Regions from separate parts of the Mus musculus genome. Here region 1 is linked to region 2. Evidence: chromatin loops called from intact Hi-C (ENCODE). Cell type or tissue: left cerebral cortex. All regions are shown on one strand. Each heading gives the region's core, and the rest is flanking DNA. Links, peaks and the distances in the headings are about the cores only.

Region 1 (4,307 bases), core at 1-4,000, 120 kb after region 2:
CCTGTGGAGGAGAATGCTAGGATAGTGAGGTAGGAGTGGGTGGGTGGGTGAGTGGGGGAGCACCCTCACAGAAGCTAAGAGGAGGGGGATGGAATGAGGGGTCTGCAGAGAGGAGACGGGAAGGGGGACAACATCTAAAATGCAAATAAATAAAATAACCAATAAAAAGTTTGAAAATGGAATATTAGTTCAACCAAAATGAAGATTAGCTTGAGTGGAAGTCTCAGGGCGGGAAGGTAACATTCATATGATTGGCTGGGAAGTAGAAAAGAGACCCCCAAACCATCTCTCATAGACAAAGTCCAGTACATTTTCACTTTTTTTTGTGTGTATCTGTAGAGGAAAGCCAACAAATAATTCTGCAAACTGAAATAGTATAAATTAGTGATGCAGATGTATTTAGAAGTATTTGGGGGTAAATCCCAAGCTAATGGGCTAACAAAGGAGAGGTAAAGCCAGGAGGGGGAGCCCGGGCAAAGTTGCTGCTTTGCTTTAGGTTTTCAACTGCATACCTTAGAGCAGAGGTTCTCACCCTTCCTAAGGCTGTGACCCTTTAACACAGTTCCTCACAGTGTGTGTGGTGACCCCAAACATTAAATGATTTTGCTGTCATTTCATAACTGTAATTTGCTAGTGTTACAAATCATAGTATAAATATCTTGTATGTAGGGTATTTAATAGATAATCCACCCCCAAAGGGGTCTTGGCCCCCAGGTTGAGAACCACTGGCTTAGAGGATAACTGACATTTTCCATGTGGGATATTGTATACATTGGATTGGAAATAAACAAAATAGGTAAGGACAAAAATGAAAAGGAAATAAATATCCACGATATTCCAACTTCATGGATCACAAGATGACCAAGACAGCAGCCTTGGACGCTGCAGTTGCAATAAGAAACACCAGAGAGAGAAGCGTGCAGACCCATTAACACTTAAGAAGGTTCACCCAGTGAGCACTCCTGAGACGTCCCATGTGCCATCATAAAAGATAATGAGTTTGAGAGTAGATAAGAGGAAGAAGAGAGTCTTACAGCAATGGCATCTTGAAAGAAATAAAGCTTGAGTTTAGATTTAAGCAAAGTTGTGGGAGGCGAAGAGTTAATAGAAGAGTTACTAGAGTTAAAAGTGTCCTGGGCTAGGTCAAAGCTCCTGGTTATCTGAAAACCAGCCAGGAGGAGGCCAATGTGCCTACATTATAATAAATACAGGAGAGGAAGCTGAGAAGCTGAAACCAAGCCCTACACAGTGTTTTATAAGGAATTGGATTTTAATTTAAATTTGATCGTAAGTCATTGACAGAGGAGTTGGTTTGTTTGTTGTGTGTACATTTTAGGATAAGGGTCAACTGGACCAGCCTACATTGACATTGAACTTGTGGTTCCTTGCCTCTGCCTCTCAACCGTTGGGATGATAGATACACACCTCCATGTCCAGCTCAGAATAGTAGTTTTGAGATCTGACTTAGTTGTTGAACCAATGTTGTACTGGGAAGGACTGGGCAGGAATAGAACAGAAAGTTTACTTTTAAAGACTCACCGAATTTTAGGATGAGATGTTTGGATAGACAGATGGAAGGATGGATGGATGGATGGATGGATGGATGGATGGATGAATGGATGGATTAAGGAATGGAGTGACTGACTGATATAGATAGCAGATTTGGGCTGAGAATCTTAATTTGGGCAGAGTAGCAAGGCACAGCTAAGAGGCCAGGGGGGCAATTTCAGAGCCAGATGGAAGGGGGGAGGTGCAGAATTATTTCTTCTGCAGCTGGTCTCCCCAAATTTTCAGACTTGCTTTACCATATATGGACAGACACTCAGGTGGGGGTGGCTGAGGCGCCAGCATGATTATGCAGGGAATAAAGACTTGCCAAATTGCTTTAAACTCAGCCCATCTCCATTCTGGCTCTCACCACACTTGACGTGAGCGTGCAACCGGGCTTGTAAATAACTGTGCTTGGAGGCCGAGCTGGGAATTACGCCCCTCCAGACAGCTATTCAGAGACTGAGAGAATAGGGCCCACTTGCTGTAATGCTATGCATTAAAAAGCACTTAGGCTGCTAAAATCGGCATTAGAATTGCACATCAACATTGCTGCCGTGCTCTCAATGGGACTCTGGAGTCCAAGTGGGACTCTCAGAGTTTGCAGAGGGGAGAAAAGCCGTCTCAGGCAGTCTCTCTACCTCAGCCCACCCAGCAGCACCACCTCTACCCTGTGGAGAATCCCCTCCATAAATGGGGGAAAGAATGATCTTATTTTTAAGCCAAGATTAAACTGGGCCCGTAGTGTGCAAGGATGATAGGTCTTCAAGAGGAGAGAAATGAATCTAAGCCGTGACAGCACATCCATCCAAAGGTGGCAGGAAGGGGTGGTGCAGGTGTTCCTGGGAGTTAAGAGGAGCCCCAGGCATAGTGTACCCCACATAGAAGGCTTGAAGTAAATGAATGAATGAATGAATGAGTGAATGAATGATTGAGTCATACATTTCCATCCCAGTCTAGTCCCAGCAGTTCTTTGTTCTTTCATTTCTGCCTAGGAATCAAATGCACTGCTGGGCCAAGTTTCCACCAAGCACTTTAAGGGGTGCACAAGAGTGGCTGAAAACAACGCACGGCATCCCCCTCAATCTCTCCAGCAGTTGTCCCAGGCCCTTCCACTAAAAGGTATGTCACTGGGCTTTATTGAGCTTCAACAACTCGATTGTTCTTTAGCAAGTAGTTTATTTTATTTATTTATTTATTTTAAGCTATCCAAAGCAATGGCTCCATCGTGTTGTTTACATTTTATTTCGCCATTTTATTTTTGCCCATGTCCATCACCTCCTCCACTGCCTTCTCTCCTCCTTCCCAGGCTCATCAGGCCACTGCCTGCTTCCTCCCACACGGTCCCTGCCATGCTTTCACTTCGTGTGTATTCCGCTACTTTCTTCTCCCCATTCCTCCCTTAATGTTACATCCTCCCCATGCCTCTCCACCCACGAACACACTCCTCTACGTCTCGAGTCTACATATGACACTCTTCCTTCATTTAGCATAAAGAGCTTCATTCGGTTCAGATGCCATCCCTGCAAATGCTAGAATTTCATTTTTCTTCATGACTGAGTAAGACGGCATCGTGTGCGTGTGCCACATTTTCTTTATCTGTTCATCTGCCGATGGGTATCTAGGCTGGTTCTGTTTCTTAGTTATAGTGGGAAGTGGAGAGTTGGGCTGGAAATAGCATCGCTGAGTCACAAGGTAGTTTTAACTTTCAAAGAGAGTGAACCAACTTATCTTCCCGGCAGCTATGCATAAGGTTTCCTGTTCCCTCATATTCTCACCAACACTCAATGGCATTTAATTAATTTTTAAAAATTGTGTATGTATTTTTTTTCTTGGTCTGCATGTGTCTCTGTGTGCCATGTATTTACCTTGGGCCTGCAGAGGCCAGAAGAGGACACTGGATCCCCTGGAACTAGAATAACAGATACTTGTGAACTACCATGTTGGTTCTGGTAGTCGAATCTGAATCCCTCTGAAAGAGTGGTCAGTGCTTCTAACCGCTGGGCCTATCATTTGATTTTTTTGATGAGAGACGTTCTGACCATGATAAGATGGAATCTGAAATCAGTTTTATTTCCCTGACAGCTAAGAATGTTGGATTCCCCCCTCCCAATATTTATTGGCCATTTATATTGTTACATTGGAAGAAATTGGCCTATTTATTGGTTGTATAATTAGTCTGGGGTGTTTATGTTTTGGAGTTCATTATGTATTCTGGTTATTAATTCCCTGTCTAATGTGTGCTCGGCAGTTTTTACCATTCTGTCATCTTCTTGCTCTTTCTCCTGATGGCTGCCATTGCTTTCACAAGCTCCAATTCCATGTAACTCTACCTGTCCGTTCCTCAGATTGTTCCCTATACCCTTGAGTCCTCCCAACAGAAAGTCTTCGCTTATTTCTATATCTTGAAGTATTTTATCTGTTTTCCGATGTGAGTTTCGAAGTTTCAGGTTTTACTTTTAGGTCTTTGATCCATTGTGAATTGATGTTTTGTGGAGAGAGAAGGGTGGGAGTTGAATTTTATTCTTCTATAGGTAGCCATCTAGTTTCTCCAGCAGCATTCGTGGAAGGGGGTTTTTCCTCCCCAATGTCTGTTTCTGTCAACTTGGTTGAAAATAAGTGAGGCTACAGCTGTGTGAGTCTGTTTCTGGGTCCTCTATTACATTCCACTGGTTCACGCGTTTGTTTTTCAAGTAGGTACTTATGTACATTTATAGATGATTATACAACAAGTTAAAAACACAAGGATTAAAAAAAAT
Region 2 (4,726 bases), core at 320-4,319:
CTTCCTACAACCCTGCCTCCTTAGTTAAAAACTTCGGCAAATAAAATTGATTCTCATTCTTCATGGTCATTATGTTAAAAAGAATCACAATATTGAATTAGCAAATTTTGAAACATTGCCTATAGGGAAAACACACCACTAGTTTTTTGTGAATCTCTGGTCAAATTTTCATCCATAATGGATAACCTTATTTTATGTGTACTTCTACTTAATGATATATAATTTAATATATAGTTTTGATTTATTAGCATTGAAATTATGGTCAATAGTAATATAATTTATGCCTACAATCTCACTTATGCATTTTCTCCACGGGAAATGTGGTAGCCTACTGATGCTTATTAAAAGCAGAAAGAACTTCAGCACTTTCTATGGTGAACCATTTAAAACAGCAAAACCAACGGGAAGTGCCAAAACAGGAGAAAGGACTCACTAAATACACTTCCGAGAGGATGCTTATTTACTGTATGGGAGCAAAAACAGAAGGCATGAGTTACCCTGCTCTCTCTCTATTGGGAGCACACAAATGGGTAACCCAAAGCCTTACCTTCTGCACATGCCTACTTAGGGCTGTGGAGTGCCATGAATATTGAATTTGATTATGATAGATTTTTACAAAATTTGCAAACATGGAATATGTATATAGTGAAAAATCAGCTCTATCGAATGTTTGATGGAATGGACTAGTTATGTGTCTAAGTCATTTGCAGCTTTGGTGGCATAAGAGTGAATTCTGCATGAATCAACAGACAGGTCATGACAGAGAGAGGAGAGCAGAAGTAAGTTGCAAGAAGATCTTTGAGTTCTGGAGCTGGGTAGTCTGGATTCAATGCCTACCTCATTGCTTAATATCCAAATATAGACAACGGCAGCCCACTTAACCTCTGTGAGCCTCAATGCCTCCATCTGCAAAATGAGATAGAAATAGTGTTGGGTTATTTGGATTGTCTTGTAGACTGAACATGCAGTGCCATGCATCACACACAGAACATACTCAGAAGGCGCTGGCTAACATCAGGATCCCAGAGAGACTGATGATATTACCAGCAGTGGCTTTAGCCATTGGTAATGACTGTCATGCCGTATTTCTTCACGTGAACCACAAATTAAACCGCAGCCTTCTCTCACAAGATGTCTCTACGCGCAGAAAGAATAAAGTTTTTGGTTCATGTATTATTTCTACATTTGTTTTTTGTTGGTGTGTGTATGTAGTGTGTATAAACACTGAAAGTAAACTCATGTTCCCTTGAGACAGGGCCTCTCACTGAACTTGAAACTAGGCTGGAGACCAGCAAGTCCTGCAGTGGTTCCCCCTGTCTCTTTCATGGCGCTGGAGTTGCATGCACACAACCCTGCATAGTTTTTTATGAGAGTGCCAGGGATAGGAACTCAAGTCGTCATGAGTGCACAGTGTCATGTGTACACAGCAGGGGCTCTTGCCTGCAGAGCCATCTCTGCAGCCCCATTTGTATTTTGGGTCTGGGTTCGAGAGTCAATGCTCTTCTATAACTCCATGATCTGTTTTACATCATTAGTTAACTTTTCTGTGCTCCAGTTTCTCTATATTTCTATCTCTATTCCTATCTCTATTCCTATCTCTATTCCTATCTCTATTCCTATCTCTATTCCTATTCCTATTCCTATTCCTATTCCTATTCCTATTCCTATTCCTATTCCTATTCCTATTCCTATTCCTATTCCTATTCCTATTCCTATTTCATTTTATTTTGAGGGAGGGCTTCATTTAGCCTAGGCTGGTCTTGGTTCTCTATATAGCAGAGCACAACCTTGAACCCCTGTTCCTGACATCTCCACCTTGTAAGTGTTGCGATTATAGTTGTGTGGTACCACATCTGGTAGACTTAAGTAGTGGGTGGGGCATTGCATTTAGAGGTGGCTACTAAAATGTAAGATTCCTAGATATTCTGACAAATCCTGGGGAGGACAGAAGAATTTTCTAGGGTATGAAATGAATATTCAAACCAGTCTCATTTAGGTCTCAGGGTTGGAGAATTCCCAAAGGAAATCTTGTACAACATTTTAAAGGATCTTCAGGTCTCAAAGACAAACTGCATCTTGGTAACTGACTGTGCCATGGAAACAATTCTTTTCTCCTGCCTTCCTTCCTCCCTCCCTCCCTCTCTTCCCTCCTTCCTTCCTCCACTCTCTCTATCCCCCTTCCTTCCCTTTTCCTTCTCTTTTTTTCTTCTGACAATTTTTCTATGTTGCCCAGTCTTATTGCCAACACACAATTTTCTACCTTACAGATTTGGACCACTATGCCTGGTTGAGACTATCTTTTGTCTACAACCTAAAGATACACTGAAAAATAACAAACCAAACATTTCTATATTCAGAGGTCTTTAGCATTAAGTGTGGGCTCTGATATATAAATTAAAATGTCCAAGAGTGGGAAGTCCCACTTACTCTCTCCAAGTGAAGCAGCCATCCCAGAACTTATGAAAAATTGAACATGTTCTTGTCATGAGCTCATACTGCCAACTCAGATATGACTCACAGAAACGACCATCTAACCTGAGTTTCAGTCTAATGTGGGTGTTCCAAGTCATGACTCATTTCCACTCAGTTTAGCTTCTGGGAGTCATGAGACAATATGCCTCTGTTTATGTGCTAGGGATATAAATGTTCATTTACTCTATTCCATTCAGTTCAGGATTCAATTCTAAAGCCAGCAAGCATGAGCAACCAGATACTGCCTAGTGTCCATTAGGGTTTTGTTACTAGTTATTGCTTTATGTACCAGTTGAGTGACTAACAACATATGAATTTTCGACAAAACATAAGAATCAAATCAGCTCATAAACTCAAGCAAATTTTTGGGAAAGATTTTGAACAAAGCAACATACACGCTCTTGGACTCAGCAAGAAGAAGATCTGTAAATTTTCAACTATATCTGTAGTTGAAATGCAAACATGGAACACATGAAAATGGACATTAGCCAGGACGCTGCTTTTTCTGCTGCCAGCAAAGGTTTATGTGCTGAGACACAGGCCCTTACAGGGCAGAATTCGTATATATAGCCAGCCTGTGGCAAGGATGGCTATCATCACAGGGAACCCTTACCTTTCTGGTTCTTTCCTCTCTGCCCTTTCTCTAACTCCTTCATTCTAGCTGGAGCCAACTGTCCCAGGAACCCAATCCACCTTCTAAGCATGGTGGCTGGCTAGAAAGTCTAGTCTGTAACCCTTCAAGTTCTCTCTCCACTGGAAGAACAAGTCAAATAAAGGATTTTGAGTTTGCAGATGATTTGGTGGTTCCAAGCCTTTATGATTTTTATGAATGAATATGTTTTTATGTAAAAAATTTAAGAACATAAAGAGAATTGCCAACTTAATTTTCCAAGCAAAGGATAGATAAATTATTACAATCATAAGAGAATGCTTTAATACCATAGATAGGAAACTATAATCTCAGAATAGAAGAATTTCATCCATAGCTAGGTCTGTATTAATATTTCACAGTTTTTTCTCAGATGCGGCAGTGTGATCATGGGCCAGGGTAGTCTAGGGACCAGCGTATGTGCAGAAGTCTGGAGCTGCTGGGCTTCTGGCTATCGCCAGTGAGATATTTACTGATAAGGTTCATTGAGTAGCCATGCCAAAGTATGAAGGGCAACAACACAACTCTTGAGTGGAAAGTGAGGGTGGAAGTTTCGGTGGCCCTGGGGTGAGGTGTTAGGCTTGGGGTTAGTCAAACTTACTTAATGACTCTGGATGTTATGGCTGAGGGGCAGGAACAGAGGTGGGCAGAGTGTTATCTGGGGAAAACTAGCTCACAACAAGAATAGACGAGAAAGGAAGGAACAGATTGTTCCTGGGAGGGTTTCCATGATCTTAGATGGACTCGGGTAGTGCTCTGTGGACAGGGATGTAGACTGTCATGAAGTGGCTGATGGTTTTTAGATGATTGATTCGATGCATTCATGGATGCATTTGTCTAAGAGGTGGCTGTTGGGTTGTGCAGTCAGTCCACTGAGCACTGGCAGTGTGGAAACAAATATGGCATAGTCTTTGGTCCCAGAAATGCATAACTATGTACAAGTTATAAATATGGATGGGCTGCCTAGTTTTATGTCAACTTGATGCAAGCTAGAGTCATTTGGAAAGAGGGACCCTCCAGAGAAAACTCCCTCCAGATGGGCCTTTCGGCAAGCCTGTTTTTTGTTTTTGTTTTTATTGATAGTTGATGTGGAAGGGTGCAGCTCACAGTGAGCGGGGCCACAACTGGGCTGGTTGGTCATGGGTGTTGTAGGAAAGTAGGCTGAATAAGCTGTGGGGAGCAAGCTAGTAAGCAGTACCCCTCTGTGGCCTCTCTGTTTCAGTTTTGGCTTCTTGTTTCCTGAAATGAACCCTTTTCTACCCAGGCTGCACTGTGGGTATTAAGAAAACAAAATGGTTGACAAAATGACTCAGCAGTTAAGAACTCATGACCGCTCTTGTAGAAGACCTGGGTTTGGTTCCCAGAACCTACATTGTAGCTCTCAACTATCTGTGACTCCAGTACTGGATGATCCAGTGTCCTCTTCTGGCCTCTGTATGTACCAGATACACACGTGATGCTCGTATATACATGCAGGCAAATACGCATACACATAGAAAATAGATGTTTAGAGAAAGCAGGAAGAGAGGGGGTTTTGGAGGGAGGGAAGAAGATGGGAGAAAGAAGGAGCCTGGAAGAGAAAGAGATAAGGAATAAGTCTGTTTA

The links. Peaks named below come from ENCODE experiments on the same cell type or tissue, not always from the same donor. Only the 100,000 strongest peaks of a DNase experiment are listed, where the experiment ranks them.
Region 1: it touches region 2 in a loop (14-fold over the local background); 4 of 42 quality-filtered maps call a loop at or near these places.

Annotation. Positions count from the first base shown.
Region 1 is chr9:99,833,855-99,838,161 of GRCm38, forward strand. It overlaps the pseudogene Gm518. Among named protein-coding and RNA genes, the nearest start is that of Sox14, 40 kb to the right of the region's middle. In left cerebral cortex, for the core only: no CTCF peak of the experiment used is centred there; DNase peaks (open chromatin) are centred at 1,916, 2,279 and 3,092; H3K4me3 peaks cover 398 bases; H3K27ac peaks cover 731 bases.
Region 2 is chr9:99,717,655-99,722,380 of GRCm38, forward strand. No RefSeq gene overlaps it. Among named protein-coding and RNA genes, the nearest start is that of Cldn18, 10 kb to the left of the region's middle. In left cerebral cortex, for the core only: no CTCF peak of the experiment used is centred there; DNase peaks (open chromatin) are centred at 2,016 and 2,554; H3K27ac peaks cover 218 bases.